2 separate regions of the Homo sapiens genome follow, and region 1 is linked to region 2. Evidence: chromatin loops called from intact Hi-C (ENCODE). Cell type or tissue: GM12878. All regions are shown on one strand. Each heading gives the region's core, and the rest is flanking DNA. Links, peaks and the distances in the headings are about the cores only. Region 1 overlaps LOC105378250 (a long non-coding RNA gene). Region 2 holds the start of HOXC10 (homeobox C10).

Region 1 (11,719 bases), core at 1,273-9,272, 190 kb after region 2:
GGACCAAGACGTGTGCAAATTGAGAGAGGAGGACGGAATTTTAAAATTGAGGTGGGAGAGGGGTAGGAAATGGGGGGGCGTTCCACGTCCAGGCACAGTGAGACCAAGGAAGTCACCAGCTCTCCTCTAGTCCAGGAAAGCATCCTTGAAAAGAAGGAACTTTTTGAATGCCTTGAATGACAGGAAATAGATGACTTACTAAGAGCCTCACCCTCTTTGAAAGAAAGTAGAAAGTAAACAAGCAGAAGGGGAGCATGGCAGATATGCCTGGGCCAGGCAGCAGCAGGATTTTTCTTCAGTCCCAGTCCTTCACCACTCAGCACTGTGGTCCTAGGCCCTAGCGTTCCCTGGAACAGAGCATGTTCCCAACAGGACTGGACTGGTTGGAATGAGTTCTACCCCACCCCCAGCCCCAAATCCCTTCTACTCCCTACTAGAGGGCAGAACTTCAAACCCTGAAATCAATCCCCTCATCAATACCACTTACAACGATATCATCCTTTACAATTCTCAAAGCACACTCATATGTACAATCTCATGTGAGACTCCCACTCCCTACTGAATCTCTATTCCACCCGCCATGCATAATACTGAAACTCTGTATCACAAATAGACATGGGGCTCCTAGCACCTATTTCACAGTGTCTGGTAGCTAGCTGGTGCTCATGAAACACTAAGGAATAAAGGGTTGATTAATAGATCAAATGTCTAACTTCAACAAAATGGGATGAAATTTAATATCATAAAGGACTTCCTGACCCTGTGAATGGAAATCTCTGAAGAGCCAGAACCAGTGATAGTCACAGAATTGGTCCACAGCTTCTCAGGCCAACATGGTACCTCCAAAATGTCTTTTCCTCTAGCCTTAGCTTCTGAGAAAGAAAAGAAAGTGATATTTATAGTATCCCTACTAGGTGCCTGTCATAGGTACTTATATATACAGTAACTCATTTATCCAGGCCATACTCCAGCCCAGCCCTTCCAGAAAGGTTGCTTATACCTTTTTCTTTAATATCTTACAGAGGGTAAGCAAGAGGGTAACTTCACACATGTGCCTTCCCACCTCCATTATTGAGGCTTTCCTTTTGAATAAGGGCATTACTTTATGGTGCAGTTTAAACCCCTTTGCATTCAAAGCATCTCTCTTATAATCCCTGCCTTAGCAAGCTTCCCTGCCTTACCCCAGCACCCCTACATACATCCCGCATATACGTTGTTTTCTTCTGCCCTATGTTCCTTGCTTCCCTTTCCATGTCAAAGGCAAATAGCCCTCCCTAAACCACAAAAAGGTAGATGCAAAGAAAGAGAGGACACGGGGATAAGGTAGAGGACTTGAGCCTGGAGAGACTAACGAGGGTGGGAGGAGAGAGCCACCCGCCCTCCGTCAAGGTGGCTTTGCCTGCAGTTTTTATTATGCATCGATTTTCTTATCCATCTTCTTTAGAGCCTCTTAGATCTTCAGGCTGCGGCTGTTTCTCCAAATTGTCATTCACTCCAAGCTCTCTAGCTCCTTGCAGCAGCTAAGGGAGGGAGATGGGGCGGGGGGTGGCAGGAGAAGGCAGCCGAGAGGTGAATGAGGGTTGCTAAGTAACCGTTGCCAAGGAGCCAGTACCAAGGAGCATCCCAAGCCGCCTGCTTATTCCAACCTACCCCCCTTCCACATTCTCCCTCACTTAAGTTCTCTCAGGTCTATAAAGCAGCTTGATTTTGTCACCTTCACCAGCTGCAAAGCTTTTTCCTCAGCCCTTGAGATGCAGGGCTGCAGAATCCAGTGCCTGAGGATCTCACATTCCTAGACCTGAGCTGGTCATCATGGGCACCCTTCTGTCTTTCAGATGGCACCATTAAAAATAAATGATGACAATATTTAATTTGATTAACAAAAAGGAAGGTCCTGTCTGCATAGGCAGGTTACTTGTGGTAGCCTGTTCAGAGGGTGGACACAGGGAGCAAATGGAGACCAGAGAGTGTCTGTCTCCCTGAGACAATTTGAACCTCCTTAGGGAAGCCCCACTACTCCATCTGAAATTTTGTGAATTCTAAGAACACAATATATGTTCTGTTTCAGGATCAATTCTAAACTAAAATGGCATTTTGGTTACTTAAAAATTTGATTATTAATTAGGTTTATCCATGACTGTCCCCTCAATTGATGCAGAGACTCCAGAAAGTGCTACATAATATTTTATTTAAAACTTGCCTTATTAATTCCATTTAACTCAAATAAATATTAGAAGTTCTATAGTAGGGCTAGCACAGAGCAGGGAGAATTGGTTTGGGCAAGGAGACTGTCATTGAGTTGAACTAGTCTAGGATTCAAACTCTGCCACAAATAATCCAGAAAACAGATGATCATTCTTCTGCCAACAACCCCAGACACCCCGGAATCACCATCCCTCTGAGGCGGTGTAGAGGAGATTAGGTAATGATCACAGATTACTCTGGATTCTTATAAGGTTCACTACTTCCAGATTGACTACGGGCATTCTCTTCACTAAACCCACAGTTCCTATCATATGCCACACATTGTTCTAGGTACAGCTAAAAAGCATTTCTGTCTGTGTTCAAAAGGGTCTCTCAGCCATCCTCCTATCATTACTGAGAAAAACGGTTCCACCATCTCCTTCAAAATCTACCAGTTTTCCACAGCTGATAGTCAATACCTCTTAGATGTTCCAGATGCTGCTTCAAACCAAACAGGGGCACTAAGGATAAGAAGAATTCTTTTTACCTAAAGATCTCCAAAAGATAGTTGTACAATATAGCACAGTGGTAGTGAGGAGCAAGATTTTAGAGTCAAATGGGCATAATTTCATGAGCAAGGAACATCAGACCCTTAACTGTAAAACAGGAATAATGCTGCCTATTTCACAGACTCCTTGTAGAATTAAATAAGATGGAGTATGTACCCAGTATTAATGTATTATAACTGCTCAATAAATAGTTGTTGCTGCTGTTATTATCAACATCATTATTATCTCTGGCCTACTCATAATAGGATAAACGAACAAATAAAAATAGGAATCCCATTCACCAAAGAACCTGTAGTCACCATGTTTCTGTAGCCACCCAACTTCCAAAATTGAGCTATTATCAACTAAATGAAGGCAAAGGCTGAGGTTATGTCTAAGCAATAATGTGGCCAGAGAAGGTAACCTATGCTGAGGCTGGGATAGAGCAAGAGTCTAGGATATAATCATGCCCCCTACCACCTCCTTAAGGATCACCACTTACATTATAAGCCCACGAAGCAAATTCTGAATTAAGAAATTGAGAAGAAAGAATGGGTAAGAAAATGCTGCTCTATAGGACTAAGGAGTTCCCTTTCTCTGTCCCTTTATTCTAACCACATTTTATTTAAGTCTCTATCACCTTCACCCCTGCCCCATCTATTAGGAAAGATGAGTCAGGAGGTAACTGCCCCTTAGGCCACCCATGTCAATGTCTAGCAGGTTCTTCCTGCTAGTCCTTCCTGATGCCTAACCACAGTGACTTCTGCTGTGCCCGAAGCCCACTCCCTCATGCACACTGCCCCTATAACTTATCTTCCCACCTCCTCAAGCTTAGAATCATAGATGAAGAAAATTGGGAGGGAAGAAAGGGAATGGAAATGAGAAAGCAAGCAAGCAAGAAGGACTGGCCAGGTGGTGGATGGAAGGAGTTAAGAGGATTGGAGACAGGGGTGAGCGGGGTTGCAGGGGAAGAATGGAGTAGAGTGAATGAAACGTACAGAACAGTCTCCCTGACTCTGCTCCGTGGTTATAGAAAGAAATAGGCCTGGTGAGAAGGGGGAAAAAAGAAGAGGAGAGACTAATGGGGAGATAGGCAGACAGCTGTTCACAGGAAAGGGAAATGAGTTTAGGTCTAAGAGAGAAATTCCCAATACAGATGCTGCCTTGGTGTTGCAGAGCCTGCTGTGGAAGAGACTTGGGACTTCAAGATGTTCCCCTGACTGACGTGGGCCATAGGAGTGTCTGCTCAGGGGTAACTTGACAAGATAAACTCACATGATGTGGAGTAAAGGATCAGGGAAATTATTAGCAATGTGGTTTTTTGGAAAGTAGTTGAAAAAGGATAAAGCATGAGAGCAAAGTAGTTGATAGAGACCATGATTTTGACTAAAGTCTCATCTTCTATCTCATCCCCTCATTCAAGGAACCCAGAGAGGATAATCTAACCCTCTTTCTTCCTCCAGCTCCCATCCTTTCCTCCTCTCCTACTGTTTTTGAACATAGTTCCTCGGGAAAATCTGTCATATTTGCCTGCACTAATGTCACCCTGGCACCAGAATCCACACTGGCCTGCACTGAGCCCTGTTCCATCTGCTTAAAAAGGGAACAAATAACAGGGCCACCCACTGAGGGATAGACTCCAAAGGACTTCCAGCCAAGAACTAAGATAGTAAGATAATAATAATCTAAGAGATTATTAACTCTGTGCCCTATCTAAATCTGGGATCCGTGGGTTCAGGAGTCAGCTTAACTATTCCACTCCCTCCATATATGTTCTTGTTTCACTCTTCCTTTCCTCTTTCAAGCAATGTTACTTTCTCTTCCACCTCATTTACCTTGCACCCACAGCATAAAGTTCCTGACCAGACCTAAAGCCAACTTCAGTGTATAATCTCAGGTTCTGGCCCAAGTGCAGATGGAAGAAGCTGTGCAACTGCTCTTCCATGCCTCATACTTTAGGTGATGTAAGTGATCCAGCTAAGACAAGAATTTAGCTGTTTGACTTCAAAGGCTATGGAGGTACCACTATTCTAAAGTCCGTGTCCATCTCTGATGATCAGAAGTCTGTCTTATGCACAACCTTAGCAGCTAGTAGGAATTGCAGTTCTTTCTCTTCTAAGTACCTCTTCAAAGCCAGCAATATGAGTCCTCTAAGTGCATGAGTGGAGCAAAGAGGTACGGTTTATCTTGAAGCAAAAGTATAATCTCTATCCTTGTTCAGGATGTTGCTTGCAGAGAGGCTGGTCTCAGCGGGGTGGGAGAAGGCTGAAGAGAGGTGAAGGCTACAACTTTAATTAGAGAAACTTGCATTAACTGAAGTAAGAACTTCTCAGCAGTCTGAGGTGTTCCTCAGCATGACCAAGGAGGTCAAGTCCTTTGTGAGAAGGGGAATGATTATTCCTGAGCTAACAACCGAAGTGTGTTATCCCAACAGGAAGCAGTGGTGGGGCATGTGATCAATACTCTACAAGAGACATGAACTCATGCCACCAACTTGTACCAGGAGGAGAGGGGCAGGAACGTGGTCAAAGCAAGACCCTGGCAATGAAAGGACTACCTGAGGCTGCTGGGGAATTGGCAGACCGCATGCTTCTCAAAGCCTTGGTTGCCTTTAGCCTTATATCAGGATCCGGGAATGACCAAGAGGGTCTCTAAAGTCACCCAGGGGACATCCTTCCTCTCCTCAAAACCCTAAAGGCCCTGACCTGCTCCCCCAAGAAGTACAGAGCCCAGAACCTACTGAGACTGAGATGGGAGGCTAAAAGGAAGTCTCTGTGACAGCAATTTGTGTCTCCTTTTGTCTGCCTCTGTCTCCATCTCTTCCCCCAGCTTCTCACATCCCCAGTCATTATTTCAGAGGCCTCTACCTTGATCTGTCTCCAAGTCTCCTGCAAGATCAAAGCTCTTAACACCTGTTTTGCTTGCTGGCTCCTAGGCTAGAGAAGAGGGGGCAGGGTCCATCCTGAGGCAAGGGGAGGGCCCTGACTGTGCCTCTTCCCAAGGCAGAAGGGAGGGTGCAAGGGTGGCCCAAGGTAGGAGCCAAACCTAAGGCTCAGTTGGAACAACGCCCCCTGGTGGGAAGGCTGTCATTCTTATTCAATTATTGATTTTATTATTACTGTTATTCAGGTTATACATTGAATTAACTCATAATTATAGTAGGGTAAATATATTACAGTGACAAGAAAGGCCTTTCATAATCTTCTTATCTAAAGAAGGAAGATTCCCTGTTAGTCTCTATAGCAAGAACCTGTTTATGTCCTTCAGGTATTTATCATAATCTGTAATCATTTAATTGCTTGTTTTCTTGCTTATTGACTGTTCCGCACTAGAAAAAGCTCTATATTTAAATGAAAAAAAGAATGGATGATGAATAAATAAGTTATAAGGGAATAAACCTACCAGAGGGATAAAAACTTCCCTATAATATGATATATATCATGTCCAGATCTTAATAACAATAGTATCTTCTTTCTTAGCATTTTGACGTTTATTTCCAGATTTTTCTATGAACAATTTTTTACATTGCTTAAATAACATACACTTAAAAATAAAAATAATATACACTTAAAAAAATACACCATCATATACATTTTATGCTATTATAAACTCACGTAAATAGCCTTTTTATGACAACATATTAGAGTTCAAGTTGGAGTGAGATCATCATGTATTAACAATAATATCTTATTTTATTTATTTACTTATTTATTTTTGAGACAGAGTCTCGCTCTGCCTCCAGGCAGAGGAGTGGCGCAATCTCGGCTCACTGCAACCTCCGACTCCCTGGTTCAAGCGATTCTCCTGCCTCAGCCTCCCAAGTAGCTGGGATTACAGGCACGTGTCACCACGCCCAGCTAATTTTTGTATTTTTATTAGAGACGGGATTTTTCACCATGTTGGCCAGGATGGTCTCGATCTCCTGACCTCATGATCCTCCTGCTTCGGCCTCCCAAAGTGCTGGGATTACAGGCGTGAGCCGTCACGCCCTGCCAACACTAATGTCTTTAAAATATCCATAATGCCCTTACTTCCACATCTCTACCCATGGCCTCTTACTTACAACTGTATACCACTCATTAAATTTATTTTTTTGTTGTTGTTTTTTGTTTTTTGAGATGGAATCTCGCTCTCTTGCCCAGGCTGGAGTGCAGTGGCGTGATCTCTGCTCACTGCAAGCTCCGCCTCCCGGGTTCACGCCATTCTCCTGCCTCAGCCTCCCGAGAAGCTGGGACTACAGGCGCCCACCACCATGCCCGACTAATTTTTTTGTATTTTTTTTTTTTTAGTAGAGTCGGGGTTTCACTGTGTTAGCCAGGATGGTCTCGATCTCCTGACCTCATGATCTGCCCACCTCGGCCTCCCAAAGTGCTGGGATTACAGGTGTGAGCCACCGCGCCCGGCCGCTTCATTAAATTTATTTAACAATTGTTTGCTCTATGTTAAACATTGTGTAGAGAATATAAAATATTCAGGACACAGTCCCTCTGCTCCAAAAGCTTATAGTTGAGTAAGGGAGAAACAGAAGACGCACAACTATAGCTGACAATCAGTCAAAGGAGGATAGGAGTTGAAAGTAAAGAAATTGCTTCCAGGTAGGGCTATCCAGGAAGGCTCGGACAGGGGGTAACATCTAAGCTAAGCCATGATGATTGTGTAGGATTTCAGCAGTCAGAAATTGGGAGGAAGGAATTCCAGGGAAAAGACAGCTAATGGGAAGGAATTCTTGATTTTGGGGATCATTTGATATGGAACTGCTATTTATTATTAGAAATGCAAAGAACAGTGAAATTCAAGATAAAACTGCAGAAGCTTGAGGTTTTAAAAAAGGATGACAAGAACCAGGACCTGGATCCCAGTTCAGGTTCCATTTGTCCCCACGTCTATTGTATCCAGTGTTATTTAAGGAATGCATATAAGGTTCAAACAGGACAGGGTGCCCATTGTGCTTCCTTCTATATGTCTCTCATCTTCCCTCTTCCCCCACTGAGTTCTTTATTAACAATGAAATGATTTCTTAATCTCATTACTGAGAAAAGCACAAAGCACAGAAAAGCATATGCTACACAAATTAAGCTGGGTAATTTGCATACCTAGGGAAAGGGAGAAACCCCTCCCCCTTCCTTCTCCAGAGTCAATTTTCCTCGATCTTCTGACACCATATGTCAATAAATATCTATATTTCCTCATGCCCTGGACAGGAGATGCTGTTAAATGTCAAATATAAAGTAAAGTTTGTCATAAAAATCCCTCATAAAAAAATCTCCCAACTACCAGCATTGAAAGATGGAGGAAGGGAATTCCTGTGTTGTGTTTGCCTCCTAATAATGTTCAGATCATCCAGCTTTTTGCTTCCAGGAGCATCACAGACAATCTTTTCTTAAAGTTTTCTACAAAAGCATGCAGGGGCTTTCAACTCCTCTTACCATCCTTGCTTCTGCAAAAGTTTGTTCTCATTCTTTTTGTTTTTTTTTAATAAAACAGAACCACTGTTTAAATAACCAGTTTCTCATAATCTCAACTGTAGATGTATTTGTACATTTTTTAATTCTCCTCTTTCTGACAAAGTATAGAGGCCCACTTAGAAGCAAAGAAATAAATAAAACGAATTATCTGAGCACCTTCTATCAAGGGGTTCTAGGAGAGTGATGGTAGATGTGGGTGGTACTCATACAAGGGCGACTGTGTGTTAGGCTAGAAAGTAAAGGACAGGAGAGGATTGCCTTGTGGCTGCTGTTTCTCTTTCTCTGCAAACCTCCTCTGATTATAGCAGATTTATAAGGGCCCCAAAGCAGCCCAGCATCTTAGCCATAAACTTCCCAGAAAGAAAACTCATTGAAGTTCCCTTGAGAGGTGATGAAAAATAAATATCAGGGTTTGGTACAAACACATCAGCCAAGATCAGGGGTGGAAGGCAGCCAGTTCCCTATAGCTGGTTTAACTCATTCAGGATTTGTACACACACATACACAACATACACAAAAAGTCTAACAAATATGTTGATGGACCTACGGAGATAAGCATACCTTACTCTTTAATGCCTATTTCCAGCCCAATGCAAACATGTGTCCACAAAGCATGTATACACACATGACTTTCAATGAGTTATTTTATACCTAGCCCCTCACCCTTTCCAAGCTACTGACTGCAGGGTGGGACACAGTGAAGGTGAATGAGAGAATGTCTGAATATAAGCTTGCATGTGTCACTAAGTGTGTCTCTTCTATATTCCAAAAAGCAAATAGAAATTGTTTCTTTATTATTCACTGTTTGGATTATCTACTGTTTTTGATTACCTCTAAGTACACCATTAAGTTTCAATGATCATCTATCCCTTACTGAGCCACTACTCTGTGCAGAATATAGCTCAGGGGTTAGCAGCACAAGTTTTGCTCAAACTTGATGCAAATGCTAGCTTTACTACTTACCTTGCACAAATTACTTAACCTCTCTGAGCCTTAGTTTCAACTTCTGTAAAATGGGGATAACAATACTTACTTCATAGAACTGTTGTATTACCTTAGATAATCATGCAAAGCACTTAGAACAATGTATAGGGCACAGTACTCAACAAATGGTAGCTATTATCACCATCATTGTATTAGACATTTAAGATATATAAAGAATATACATGGGGCCCAGCGTGGTGGCTCACACCTGTAATCCCAGCACTTTGGGAGGCTGAGGCAGGTGGATTGCTTGAGGTCAGGAGTTCAAGACCAGCCCGACCAACATGGTGAAACCCCATATCTAGTAAAAAAAAAAAAAAAATACAAAAATTAGCCAGACATGGTGGCAGGAGCCTGTAATCCCAGCTACCCAGGAGGCTGAGGCAGGAGAATCACTGGAACTTGGGAGGCAGAGGTTGCAGTGAGCCGAGGTCACGGCACTGCACTCCAGCCTGGGTGACAGAGCAAGACTCCATCTCAAAAAAAAAAAGAATATATATATATATATATATACATATATATGAGTAAGCCGGGCATGGTGGCTCATGTCTGTAATCCCAACACTTTGGGAGGCCCAGTGGATGGATTCCTTGAGCCCACCTCAAGTTTGAGACCAGCCCACCTTGAGCCCACCTTGAGTTTGAGACCAGCCTGGGCAACATGGCAAAACCCTGTCTCTACAAAAAAAAAAAAAAAAAAAAAAAAAAAAAAATTTAATTGGCCCCGTGATGGCACACACCTGTAATCCCAGCTACTTGGGAGGCTGAGGCAGGAGGATCACTTGCACCCGGGAGATGGAGGCTGCAGTAAGCCATGGTTGCACCACTGCACTCCAGCCTGAGTGACAAAGCAAGATCCTGTCTCAAAAAAAAAAAAAAGAAAGAAAGAAAAGAATATGTGTAAGTAAAACAGATGTTCTTTTTCCTTGAGAGTTTTAGAAACCTAAGACAAGATAGATACATGGAGAGACAAAGAACATAGAAACTTAAAACTGTTATTTGAGACCTAAAATGCAACTTATTCTCCTAAATCTTAGCCCTATTTTGAAATTTTTAGCAAGGGTTTTAAAGCTCTGATGAAATTATTGTTTTCTTCTATCATTCCTCATCCCCATGCCCATCATCTTAAATTCACCACACATCCACGTAGCCTTTCATTTATGGAGCTGAATGGAGAATCCTTGGGATAGAAAAGATTTTGAGAGTTTATTTTGTGCATTTCCCTGTTTCAGAGCAGGAGCCCTCCTAGGCATTCCAAACCAAACTGAGGCACCCACATGCATGGCCAGAAAAACCTGGCCATCCCCTTCAATCCTCCCTTTAACTCCAGAAAATGTTTTATGTTCAATTTCAATCCATGCCGCTTCAATACTGATCTTTCCTTGTTATTTATTCTTATTGGAGGTAAAGTACACAAACCCTTCAAAAGCTTAAGAAAAGTTCTGAAATGGCACTTGATAACTTTTTTGCATTGACGATGACTTCAGGTCTCTGGAACTCTATGTCTTGTATATTTCGTCATTAGCCCATTAAATATCATCACAAGATCCTTTAAAAAGCATTAATTTGGCCCCTCCAAGGGTATAACCCTTTACCCATTCATCTGGTCTCTCCTTTACGCCTTTGGAAGAAAACAAAATATCCTAATTTCCATTACAGGTAGTTAAGAACTGCTACTTCAATCCCTCCACCCCCCTAGTCTCCTCAATTAGTATCATTAGTATCATCAAATTGTCACTCATTTGATTAAGGGACAGTACAACACTCAGGCAGGGGCATGACTGATCTGACCTCCCAGTCCCTTTCAGTCCGTCCATCCATACGAAGTAGGGGAAGCAAAATTGGCAGCAGTCCTAACCCACGCAACGCTTGCCCAAGGGGAGCCCCTGAGCACCAGGCAGACTCCAGCATGGGCACAGCAGGCATTTTCCCAGAGTGGGCCGAGTGCCAAAGCCTGGCATGGCGACTGGTGTGGGAGGCCTGGAGACAGGGAGGTGAGCCAGGGCCCACACTCTTCCCCCCTCCGCAGATTCAGTTTCTCCAGCCTGAGCCTCTACCCTAGTGCTCCCAATTCCAAAGTTCCTCAGCCCCTATCTATTCCCTTCCATAGTGCCCACTCTATGCCAGATGCCTCTCACCAATCATCTAGACCTGTGCTTCTCAAACTTTCAAGAACATGCAGATCACTCAGGGAGCGTGTTAAAAATGCAGATTCCAATTCATTAGGTCTGGGTTAGGGCCTAAGATTCTGTATTTCTAACAAGATCCCAAGTGATGCCCATGATACTTGGCCCATGGACCATACTTCGAAAAGCAGGGATCTCAATGACTATAGCAATTTCTACAAGTATCTCCCAGGAAGCGTCCAGCTATCCAATTCCATCTGTCTACTTATCCTCCAGATAGTAATGAGAACCGTATCTCAGGCCTTCCTGATTCAGAAACCTCCCTCCATGGCATAATACACAATACAAACCTGGTTTATAAATTTCAATTCAAATGTGAAAAAAGTGCAACCTTCACAAGAGTCTCATTCATG
Region 2 (11,719 bases), core at 1,995-9,994:
CATCCATTTGAGGATTATGATTCTGGAAATTTATTAGGTTTTTTTTTCTCCATTAAGGAAGCTACATGCAAAAGATACAACATACAGAATATCTTTAAATAACACAACTCCCAGACAGGGACAGGACAATATTTGGGGGGGGGGGCATTCTGTCTTTGCTTTGCTATGTTCTATTTTTAATTTTTTTGTTCCTCTGGATGAAATTTCTGAGATGTTACTAGATGGGGGATGTGGGGGTGCTAGGAGGGGTGGGAGAAAAGCAGAAAGCAGTACAAATACGAGACTTCAAGCAGATTCTTAGAGCGACTGGGAGGTAAAGACATGGAGAGGGTTTGGTGGAGGCTCTGGGTGCTACGACAAACACACGAACACTAGCCGAACTTTCCAAAACGTCTATTAGTCTAAGGAGGAAATGCAGCAAGGAAGGAACGATTCTGCCTGTGCTCTGCGAGATTACAGACCCTCTCTGGTTAATTTTTTTCCTTTTTTTCCCCTACAAGCGGATGGATTCGATCTTAACTTTGCATGGAGAACAGAATGCTGTGTGTGAGTGCGTGGGTGAGTGAGGGCTTGACACACACACCAGCCACACTCCCACCCCCATCTATGAGGGCACACACCACACCCCACATCCCGGCACCCCATTTCTCATGCTTTAAGTGGAAGCATCTTCGCAGCACGAACCACAGGTCCCTTGGAAGGAGAGTCTGAGGTCTTTGCCTTTTTTGCAGTCGCATTGCATTTATACTCAGGGAGGAAAAAAAAATATATCACCAGGCACAAAGGGAGGAGGGGCGGGGAGAGGAAGGAGCGGGAAGGGAGGAGGAGAGGCCGCGCTCTCAGGTGAAATTAAAATTGGAGGTCAGTTCCCGGATCCGATTCTCTCGGTTCATTTTCTTGAGTTTCATTCTGCGATTTTGAAACCAGATTTTGACTTGTCTGTCTGTAAGGTTAATGGTCTTGCTAATCTCCAGGCGGCGCTCTCGCGTCAAATACATATTGAACAGAAATTCTTTCTCCAATTCCAGCGTCTGGTGTTTAGTATAGGGGCACCTCTTCTTCCTTCCGCTCTTTGCTGTCAGCCAATTTCCTGTGGTGTTTTCTGCCTTTATCTCCTCTGTTAAAAATAACATTATTTACATAAGTATCCCTCGAAGTCGAAAACCCTCTCAGCGCTGCAGCCTTTGCCAGCCTGCTGTGGGGTGGCTGAGGGAGCACAGGGGAGCTGCTCTTGCCCCAGGGGCCTGGCGGTGGGCTCCTCTTAGGCTCAAGGTTCTTACAATTTCTTTGGGGTTTAGACTTAGGGAGATAAAGGGAGGAAGTTCTTGCCTCCAAGCATTTATTAAATTTAAATTACCCAAGTCCACCTTAATCTAAAAGATCCTGAGTACCCTGGCTTTCCCCCAGCTGGCTGACCCTGGCAGATTCCCTAAACCTTGCCAGATCCCCCCTTCTCTCTGTTCCATTCCAGCTCTGGAAAAATCCAACCAGATGGAAAAGCATTTTCCAGGCCCCAGACCAGAGCAGAGTCCACCCACAGACCAGAGAAATTCCCAGAGAGCTTTGACCTGTTTCAACTCAGTGGAGGGACTTTGTTCCAGGATCTGTGGCCAGAGGCCACTGCAGTGGTCCCTGTCCTGGGCCCCCAGCTCTTACCCCAACCTGAGCTGCCACAGAGTGACTCTGCTCCCTTAGGTCTCCCATTGCCATCTCTTCCTCTCTTAATCATTTCTCCCAGGTATGTGCAGCTGAGGGGAGCTTGTAAGAGCAGCAGAGGTCAGGGGCAACAGAGCTGGGGCAACCTAAGGGGTCCTCAAACAACTTTCCTGGCCAAAGGACCTAAGGTCAAGGGAGAGACATATCCTGAGGAAATGCAGCCTCCTAGAAACCCCCTGCCCAGTCTGTGCATACGTAGATGTGTATGCCTGCAAGTACACATGTATACCTGCAGAGATACACACACCTATACACATAAGTACACACACATAGATATGTACATGAGTCTTTTTTTGTAAGGAGATACTATAGAATACTGTGTATTTCCCATGAGCTTATTGACAGCCTCTATCCCTGACACACATTCTTGCTGAAATGGACCAGCCTTGCTTCTCAAGTAGCAGAAGGGAACCTGGCCATCTTTTTAAGGGCAAAAAACAGAGTCCAAAGACCTGAGAGGACACCCAGCAAAGGACTCTGCTGATGGCTCTGAGCTCTCTCTCCTCCCTATTCCAATGAGGCTGCCAGGTTCCTGGATCTTATCTTGTTGGGGGCGGGGTGAGGCGGGGGCCTAAGAGGAACCAGAAAACACACAAAAAAGGCAAACTTGAGGTTGCAGTCTAAAAAAATCTGAATGTCCCGAATTTTCTCTCCTGTCTCTGCACCTGCAGCTTCTTGCCAGATTGTTTACAAGCTCTCCACATCTAACTACGTCCTGTTTATTTTCTTACTGGAGTTGTTAGGTTTGGTGGGGTGGGGGGACAAGACAAATTATAAATGGGGAAGTTTAATCAAAAGCTCTCTTGCCTCTGGCCTGGTGGAGACATCAAAACAGGAGGAGAGGAAAGAAGGGCACAGAGAGGGTACAGGGTAAGAGGGATTCCTTGGGGTGGGAGGGATTAGGTTGCTGTGGGGACAGCTAGAGGAAAGGGAGAGCCTATGGGAATGGGTGCAGGTCGAGTTAAGAGGTGAACTTGTTAACCTTGACTTTGCTTTTGGTGGGGGCTAGAATGCAGGTTTTCCTGCCCCAAATCTGCTCCCTAACCAAGCTCAGGGTCTGTAGAGAGGGTATAAGATTAAACCTTCACACTGCACACGTGCCAAACGAAAGGCTTTGAGGCTGTAGGCGCCTCACTCTCCCCCTTATCCTCATGAACACACCAGCGCTCATCTTCCAGTCAGTGTCTCTATGGGGATGATTTACCAAGACCACCTTTGCAGACCCAAGGGGATGAGGCTCTGCCCTTGCCCGCCAAAAGAGTGCCTGTGCATGTGTGAGCGGGCATGCGTGAGTGTGCAAGGATCATGCAATATGGATGTGCGTGAGTGTGGCACAGGTCGCCCGTAGGCATGCGTGTGCGTCGCATCCATATACAAAGCACCAGGAGATCCAGGCCGCCCCCAGCCTGCTCCGCTCTCAGTATTTCATCTTCCTCTACACCCAATGAGCCCCTTATATACTGTCACCAGTAGCCGGTGTTGTGGGGAGCAGGTTTATTCTTCCCCGTTGGTTGGGCCTTTTTCTGAGGCTCTTGCTACAACTTTTCAGGAAAAGTCGTTCCCCTCAGCTTTTCCTCCCCTGCTCCCGTTTCCTCCACATTCTTTCCCCAAGTATCAGAGAAAGATCCCGAAGGCCCCCAGCTCCTACAGCAGAAATGAATCTTGAACCCTGAGCTTGAACTCTGGCTGGGCTTTCTCTCAACCAAAATTACAGTGAAATCCAACCAAAGCCACATTCCCTTTCAGGAGAAAACCTCTTGCCACGCACACAGAAATTTCCCAACCACTCATTTGTAAGCTGCTTTTGGAAACCAATGAAAAAAGATAATTTAACTAGAAAAAAATGGAAAAGAAAAAATTAAAAGAGGAAACAGAAAACTTACAACATTCCAAATGCCCTGTTCCAACGCCATCCAAGCCAGGCATCTGGAGGAGGGAGGGACGTGGCGGGCAGCCCTTCACCTCCACCTCTTCCGGCTCCAGCCTCGCTGCCCAAGGCCCCCGGCCGAGCCAAAAGCCGCAGGAGCCCAAGCCGCACGCACAAATCAGACCCACAAACAACAAATCGCGTTTCGCAGGAAACAATTTTCAACTGGGAAAACGCAGTAAAGAGAACTCCCCCCATCTCCCCAGCCTTCCCTAGTCCCTGGCCCAAGATCGCCATTTTAGGCTTTTTGCAAGCCCCTGACCTGAGCTGGGGGACGTCAGCTCCCCAGGACACCAGCATTGAGAAAGCAAACCACAGCCAGCACGCGCCTGGGAGCAGCCACCCGTCCGGTGCAGCACACTGCGCCTGCAGGCGGCCCGCGGTGCGCACCGCCCCCGCCTTAGCACCCATGGCCGGGGCAGGGCCGACACCTCCACGTCGCCGCTTACCTTCCCCAGCTAAGTGACGCGCCACCAGCCTGGAGCTCAGCGGACGCTAGTCGAAAGCCAGGGTCGCATTCCCGAAATGGTCTGGGGCCTCCTGGGCCCAACCCTCTCCCCTGCCCCCCTCCCCGGCCGCGAAGACCAAGTGCCGGAACGTCCCAGTGGCGCCCGCGGCCCAGGCGGCCTTACCTTTCGCTTCGTTATCCGAGGTGTCTGGGCTGGAGTCGGCAGCTTTGGCCCTCTCCTTTTCGCTCTCCGAGGGGCTCCCTTTAGGGCCCGCCAGGCTCTGCTCCGTCTTGATTTCATTGGGGCTGGGGGTCTGGCTGTCGGACTTGGGGGTCTCAGGGAAACTCACTTTGCCCCCCAGCTGAGGCGATTCCAGATGTTCGGCGCGCGGGTTGAGACTGGCCCGCTGCTCGAAAGGGGCTTCGAAGTCGTTGGCCCCAGAACAGTGGGGCGTCTTGTCCAGCGCGGAGTAGCTCGGGCTGGCGCGGTAGTAGCTGGGCACGGGTACCTCGTGCTCCCCAAGGCAGGACTCCGGCAAGGGGTGGGAGTAGAGAGCTGCCTCGGGGCCACTTTTCGCCCGCTTCTCTGCGCTGTACATGCAGCAGACATTCTCCTCCTTGACACTAGGTGGGTAGGAGCAGGAGGACAGCGGCCTGCCAACAGGTTGTTCCAGGCGATAGGCGGCTTTGGGGTCGCCCCAGGAGTCCAGCTGCGAGAGGTAGGACGGATAGGTGTTGAGGGCGAGGCTGGGGCTGCTGCCCTCGTCCCTCTTGGAGAGCGAGGGCGCGAGCCCGCAGCCCCTCATCACCCCGCAATTGAAGTCACTCCCAGACTGCATATACATGCCTGCGCTCCGGCTATAGCGCTCTCCTCCGCCGGGCGCAGCCAAGGGCTCCGCGTACGAGTTCGGAGTTACATTGCGAGGGCATGTCATTTTCAGAGAGAGGGGTTTTTAAGGAGCAATACTACAGCGGAGGAGCTGACATCTTTTTTTTTCCCCATCCGGGAGGGGGGGCGCGGTTGGAGGGGAGGGAGGAAAAAGAAGGGGAGGGGGGGAAATATCAGCTCCGTAATTATCCGCGCATTCGGTTCTCACCATGTGACGGCTAGACCAATGGGATTTGAAAATGGCCTTGATGATTCAGACGGCCGTGACGTCAGCGGGGTCAAGTTGTCGGCAGGCGGAGCGCGCAGAGTGGAGTAACAGCGCCATCTAGCAGCTGCCTCGGGGTAGGGGCACCGGAGCCCTTCCCCGCGAACAAAGGAAGCGCCCCCCGGGCGGCAGGGGAGGTAGAGGGGTGGAGGGGGGTGGGGGTGGGGGTGGGGGTTCTAGGAAGAGTGGGGTTTGTTTATCCAGTAACCAGCCTGTAACTCCTGGGGAGAAGGGGGCGGAGAGGGGGGAAATGCGGGAGAGAGGGAGAGAGCGAGGCAACCCGGGGCTCAAAACAGTCAAATTCAAATTAAAAGGTCGAGACACGAATCAGGTACTTCTCCCCACTCTTCATCTCCCCTTTCCATATCCCCGGACCCGACTCCCACTTCTTACCTTGGGGATGGGAGTGGGGTGAGGTTTGTGGGGGGGGGGGTTTGGGGGGATCTGATGAGCAGAGAAAGGGGAAAAAAAGTTAAGGAATACCAAACAGGACTAAAGTTTCTGCTCTCCCGCCTCCTCTTTTCCCCGGGCTTGGCCCTCGGGGCTGGAAGCTTGGGGGCCGCGGCGCTGGAGTTGCAAGTTTCCTGTGGGGGTTGACTGGGAATCTCCAGCCTCTAGGGTGGGCCAGGGAGGGGGTCACGGTCACTTCATGGCTGCTCGGAAAAGGAGGTTCCGAATGGACGCGGGGTAGGGGAAAGAGGAAGCCAGAGACCAGAGGCACCCGATCCCCGACCCGAGAGCTGTGGCCTGGGCCTGGCAGGGTGGGCGGCTCCTGGGTCACCATCTCAGGGGCCCACAAGGCTTTGGCCTTGGAGCCGGTTCTGCTGCTTTACTTCAGGCCCTGGCGGTCCTCGCTTTCCGCTTGACCTTGCCCCCGCTAAAACAGGGAATATTCCGGGAAAGAAAGAGGGAACCTGCGGAGCCTCGGTCAGTTTGGAGGAGTCACGTATCACACGGGAAACCAGCACACAAGACGCAACAAAACCCGACCCAGAGAAGCGTCCTTTACAGAGCGCACGGGCTGGGAGCATGTTTGAAAGAAGACAGACCAGTCTATTTTTGTGGTTGTTTTTAAATAAAAGGAAGAAATAAGGGGAACCGTATGTTTCAAACAGTTATTTCCGTTTCTCCATCGCCTTCTTCCAAAGCGAACTAAACTCTCCACCCCTTCCTCAGGAAACGGAATCTGGAGAACAACTTGTCTTTCCTGTCGCCCCACATTTTTCCTTGGACAGAGCCTAGGGTTCAGACTTTCCGAAGGGCTGGAGTTTGGCGGGGAAAGGACTGGAGCCCAGCGCCCTGGAGTGGAGGAGTGAGGAGGCTAGACCGTTTCTAAGGAGGCCCAAGCCCGCTGCGGCTAGAAGACCGCAGAAAGAAATCCGCCGAATTTCCCCATCCAGGGGTGGAGAGAGAAGACGCAGGGGTTCCTGAACCTCCGGAAAACTGGAAGGAAATGTGGAGTGTATGATTTGCTTGCAGGACCGGCCAGGGGAGATTTGAAATGGTTTTGTGTTTTCATATGCAGGGTCACCGTGGCCTCAGCATGGGGGTTATCCAGGGCAAGGTTAGGCTGTTTAGGCCCCAGACTTGGGACAGTCCGGGCAGCAGTCAATCCAGGGAGCCATTTGTCCCACCGCCCATCCCGCGGGAAACGGGCGAGACTTTATGGCCACTCTGTTTGTATTATCTGCATTAGTCTTTCCCCACCAGTTTGATCGAAACCGTTCCCTTTTACGAGGACCCAACGAAAATTTCCCGTCATATTTATCAGCCAGGGATAAAAATTTAGTATGGGAACTGATATTTCCTCATTTATGGGACGATGAAATTAAATACCAAAGCAATTGAGAATTATATGGCTTTGGGGGTTCCCTCCCCCCTCTTTCACGTCTCCTTTATTTTCCTGCCTGGTGTGCTTTTCCCAGGAATTTAGCGTCCCAGTTCCCTACCCTTACCCCCCACTTTGGAGTCTGGTGGGTCCTTTTCCCCACGGCCAAGTGGCCCTTGGCCACCTCAGCCTTTTCTTTTTTTTTTTCTCTGGGTGTTAGTAGCTGGGGGCCAGGACAGTGCTACCCGAGCCTCTGCCCAGGCCAGCCAGGACAGGCTGGGATCAGAGAAAGGTTTCCAGGGAAGAGCCGCAAAGGGTTTGAGCCCAGCCTGGGAGGGGGTGAAGGAGTCGGCAGGAAAGGGTGAAGGAGATAAACTTCAGACAAGCCCCAAGGCGTAGCCTGGGGAACCAGCAGACAGGGAGCAGACCCATCGGCCTCAGGGGTCCCACCACCCAACCTCTTTCCAAGCCCACCTCTCACCTTAGCCAAGGGAGAGGACAGAGTCGCTTCGGAATTATCGCCATCATTAATGAAAATAATACTCCAGGGAGGAGCCTCCCGCCTCGACTCCCACCTCCTCACAAGACAGAATAGTGTTTAAAGTTGAAATAATTAGAAGTATGATAAACACGGCCGATTAATGAAAAAAGAAATCAAATTCATCAGCCTAAGTGGGACCCCCGGTGGGACAAATGTTTGCCTCTAATTACGCAAGATAAACGAAAACCCGGTGCTGCTAAACTAGAGCCCGCTCGGACGCAGACCTGAATAACTTGTTGGGTTTTCACAGACTTTGAGATTCTGCTTCAGTGGAGGTAAAAGGAAGGAAAAAGTGAGTGTTTTATCCTGGCGAAGGGAGCATTTGTGCGGGCCTGGGTCCCAGCCCTGCCCCCTTGGGCTCGGTCTTTCCCGAGGCCACGAGCAAAGGCTGTTTCGGTCCTATTGTCCGGGCCTGGCGTTCAAAGGCATGCGGGCCGCCACAGCGACCCCGCCTGCCGCCACTGCCAGGCACCCACCGCCCTGCCCCACAGGGCCAAGATCCTTCAGCCTGTGCCCTTGGCAACTGGATTAGGATCCAGGGGAGGCCTGTGTTGCTAGAATCACCCACATATGGACTTTTATTAATCCATTTCCCCAACTTTCCGAGGGCGCTGAGACACCTATGCCTATGCCTACGTCTGGGGCTCCCCCCTCTTACCTCAACTTGGGAACATGAAAATCCAGGGGCTGCAAGCCACAGTGGGGCTCAAGCTGTGCATACGACCTGACAAATCCCACCCAGGGCCAATGCCCTGGCCCCTTTCTCCCTTCCCGGGTACCCAGATCCTGGAAAGGCAACAAGGACGGGGCTGGGCCTCCTTCTGTCTGTGGGGCTGTGAGCAATGCAGAGGAGGAGGGTTCAGGAGCTCTGTGAATACTCTGGGAGGATCCAGCGGGTTCCACAGGGCAGCCCAAGGGCTGGGGCGCTAGGGGTCCCCACGTGAAAGCAGAAGAAGGAAAATATGCTCAATGAACAAAAAAGGACCTTTGTTGCTTTCTTGGCTGTAGCCCTCAACACACCCCAGAAGCACCCTGGTTTCTCCAGCAAAAAATTGGAGTTTCCCCAACAGGTTAAGAAAGTCAACTGGGAAATTCTGAAGATGAAGTGAAAAAGGAAGAATGTCTTTCCCTTTTGGGTTAAATAATAAAATAAAAATAAAGTGTGTGTATTGAAATCTTTTTAAGCAAAGAGGAAACAGAATCACACCAGAGATTGCAGGTTTTTTCCTCTTGCTTTGGAGGCCGAGATAAATCCTTCCCTTCCCAAAACTTGAAGAAAAGATTCGCTTTTCTTCTTCACTAGCACCAGGCTCTGCCCCAGCTGAATTGGGAGCAGGGAAATTCCAGGCAAAATTCGGAATGCCCAGAGACCCAGAAAAGAAAAAGATTTTCAAACAGGTACTAGAGGGAGGTAGGAGGCTGAGGACACTTAGCAGGGCCTCTGGTCTACTGTGGACCTCACAGCCCCCCAGGCAGCTCGGCCAGCAGAATCTCTCACGTCTTGACATTGCACACACTTGCACACAGATGCTACGGAGTTCAGCATCTATACACGTGTCTAACTTGCACTTAAATATGTGTACACAGCCACAGATATTCACTTTTACCCAAAGTGCTGTCTAAGATCTCCGAATCCCGAATTCTAATAACCCGCGCCAGTCTGACTGCTTCCTGGCCCTGCCGAAGCTGGCCAGTTATTTAATTTTGTCCCCTGAATTGAAACCAGACCGAAGACACCTCGGAGAGAAGCTTTGGGAGGAGGGTGGGAGGATGTCTTAGGGGCAGGCCCTGCCCCCCACTTTAGTGGTTTGCTTCTAAGTTGCCCCCAGTAAGTCAGGTTTCTAGCTAGAGTCGGGGCTGTGGTTAGGCTGGCTTGCTCCGGAGAAAAACACCGAACCTTTCTTACCGGTTAAGTTCCTTTTCAAAGATCTCTGTTTGCCTTCCTTTCCTTTCTTATTTTTCTTTTTTTTTCTTCTCTTCTTTCTTTCCTTCTTGTTTCATCCTTCTCTTTTCTCTTTATTTGCTTCTTTCTGTTTTTCTTTTTCTTTTTTCTTCCTGTAATTTATTTTTTCCTACTTTTTCCAATCCTTTCTCTTTCTTGTCTTCCTTATTTCTCCCATTTCCTTGTTTCCTTCTTTCTTTATTATACAATTAATTCTTTGCTCTTTTCTCTCTCCAATTATTTCCTTCCCCCTGACTTTCTTTCCTAGCCTTTCTTATTTTTCTCTGGTGTGCTGGGCTTAGTGAGGGGGACAGCACCAGGCTCAGTCGCATGCCTCCCTAGCCCAGCTGCTAAGGCTTGGAGTTGACCTTCTCCCGCCTACAGCCTTAGCTCAGCTCCTCCTCACAAGGCGAAGTGTAGGGCTGCCAGTCATCAGCAGCCAGGCCCCAGCAGTCGCCATTAGAGGGAGGAAAAATAGGATTCTGGGGCACATCCACACTAGTGCTGATGGCTTCTTGAAGTGCTAGGATTCAGGGGTCATGTATTTTCACTTCCATCACCCCAAAGGAGGCTTGTCTACCAGGCCTACCTTTGGAGAAGTCTGTCCCATCTTTGTCCTGACCTCCGGAGCTGAAACATTAAAATGGCCCAAAGTTGAGCCCAGTTGGTGCTCCCAAGGCTGGAGTCAGGGGAAATGAGCGAGTGGGATTTTGTCAGTCCCAGGTTGAGGGGCAGGTCCAGGGGTCATCCGTGGGCAAGGCCATCTCCCACATGGCCGCCTTTGTTCTCTGCTCCTGGACTGCAGCCCTGCTGGGCCCTCTGTCTCCTTTGGTCCTGCAACCACTGCAACCTCTGGGCAGGAGTTTCCTGGTATTTTGGATTCTTTCTTCAAACCCATTGTCGACTTCACAGGCGGCAGGCAGGAAGGCAGGGCTATGTGTGCAGAGACCCTCCCAAATCAGCAGTCTGAGTCAAGGTTATGGGTCTTTGCTTTGTGCAGTGGGTTGGAGGGGTGCGGTGCAGAGAGATGTGTGTGTGTGTGTGTGTGTGTGTGTGTGTGTGTGTGTGTGTGTGGAGAGAGAGGGAGAGAGAGAGAGTAGTGCCTACAGGAGAACAAGAGGGTGTGATGGGGGAAGGTCTTGTCATGCTGATATTGTCCAAACTTTTAGAGTTTGTAAAGGTGCAAGAGCAGAGTGGACAGGACTCTGTCCAAAGAGGCTCCAAAGCTGAGTCCAAGATGGGCTTTAGGAAGGATTGACTCAGATCTTCAAGCCTTTTTGCCTTAGACAGAGAAAGGCAGCTCCATACACTCCCTTCCCTGCACTGCCACCCCTCAGAGCCCCTCTCTCCCCTGCCTTTCAAAGACCTGTGATTTCATCCTATGGCAAGACCAAAACTTACTTTTTTTTTTTTAAGGGATGGGGAATCTTGTAAAATTTTTATGCCAAACAAAGTTATAAAAACTTCCTGGGCGTTGCCTTTTCCAAAGGTTTATATGAATAATAAAGAGTGCAGTCGCGTGCACTGGTTCTGGCGGGCTCTCAGTAGGGAGGGGTTAGCAAACAGCATTATCCAACCCTGGGGCACCAGAAAACCCCAGTAGCTCCCCCCTTCAGGGAATACTGGCCCAGAAACAATTGCCCTACGGATTCCTGAGAGAGGCGGGGAAAGCGAAGGGGTGGTGCCCTTGACTCCCTTGAAGTTCAAAGTTCTTCTTTACTCTTAAGAGAAGAGCCCTTTCTGCTCTCAGCCCACTCGAGAAATTAGCCCAAGGTAGTTTCTCCCCTTCTGGTTGAGAACTGGCTCTAGGTATTCCCAACTCTGTTCACCTTTCAGACACCTGGTTTGCACCTTTTGCTCCCCCAGAACAGGGCTCCCCAATCTTTCCATCTGGGACAACTAGAGCCAGGGAGTTTTCTCTCAGAGGTGCTTGGCAGGGGTTTCGAGTCTTCTTACAAGGGGCCCTTGCATCGCCATTCCTCAGCCACCTAAGAGTCTAAGTGACAAAGAAACCCCAAACTCAAGGCTACTCCTAAACCCATTTCTCATTTCGAGTGCCCTTGATTCCTCCTGCACCCCAAAGCCCATGGTGGAAGGGGGAGGGGCCCAGAGTGCTCTCTCAGCCCACACCACTTAATACCCTTGTAAACTCCCACGTGCACT

The links. A loop is a pair of places that touch in the nucleus more often than their neighbours do. Peaks named below come from ENCODE experiments on the same cell type or tissue, not always from the same donor. Only the 100,000 strongest peaks of a DNase experiment are listed, where the experiment ranks them.
Region 1: it touches region 2 in a loop (2.2-fold over the local background); 11 of 110 quality-filtered maps call a loop at or near these places.

Annotation. Positions count from the first base shown.
Region 1 is chr12:53,785,994-53,797,712 of GRCh38, reverse strand. The region is part of intron 1 of LOC105378250 (a long non-coding RNA gene); the gene reads right to left. Among named protein-coding and RNA genes, the nearest start is that of CISTR, 40 kb to the right of the region's middle. In GM12878, for the core only: a CTCF peak has its summit at 5,794 (motif pointing left); no DNase peak of the experiment used is centred there.
Region 2 is chr12:53,978,567-53,990,285 of GRCh38, reverse strand. HOXC10 (homeobox C10) reads right to left here and starts at 5,140. Exons shown (of 2, transcript NM_017409.4): 1 at 4,276-5,140; 2 at 7-1,117. The coding sequence starts at 5,026. The coding sequence ends at 840. HOXC-AS3 (HOXC cluster antisense RNA 3) reads left to right here and starts at 4,767. Exons shown (of 3, transcript NR_047506.1): 1 at 4,767-4,810; 2 at 5,203-5,322; 3 at 6,132-6,335. RefSeq lists a silencer at 3,942-3,991 and enhancers at 3,476-4,356, 10,856-11,370. In GM12878, for the core only: a CTCF peak has its summit at 5,289; a DNase peak (open chromatin) is centred at 5,335; H3K4me3 peaks cover 326 bases; H3K27me3 peaks cover 1,961 bases.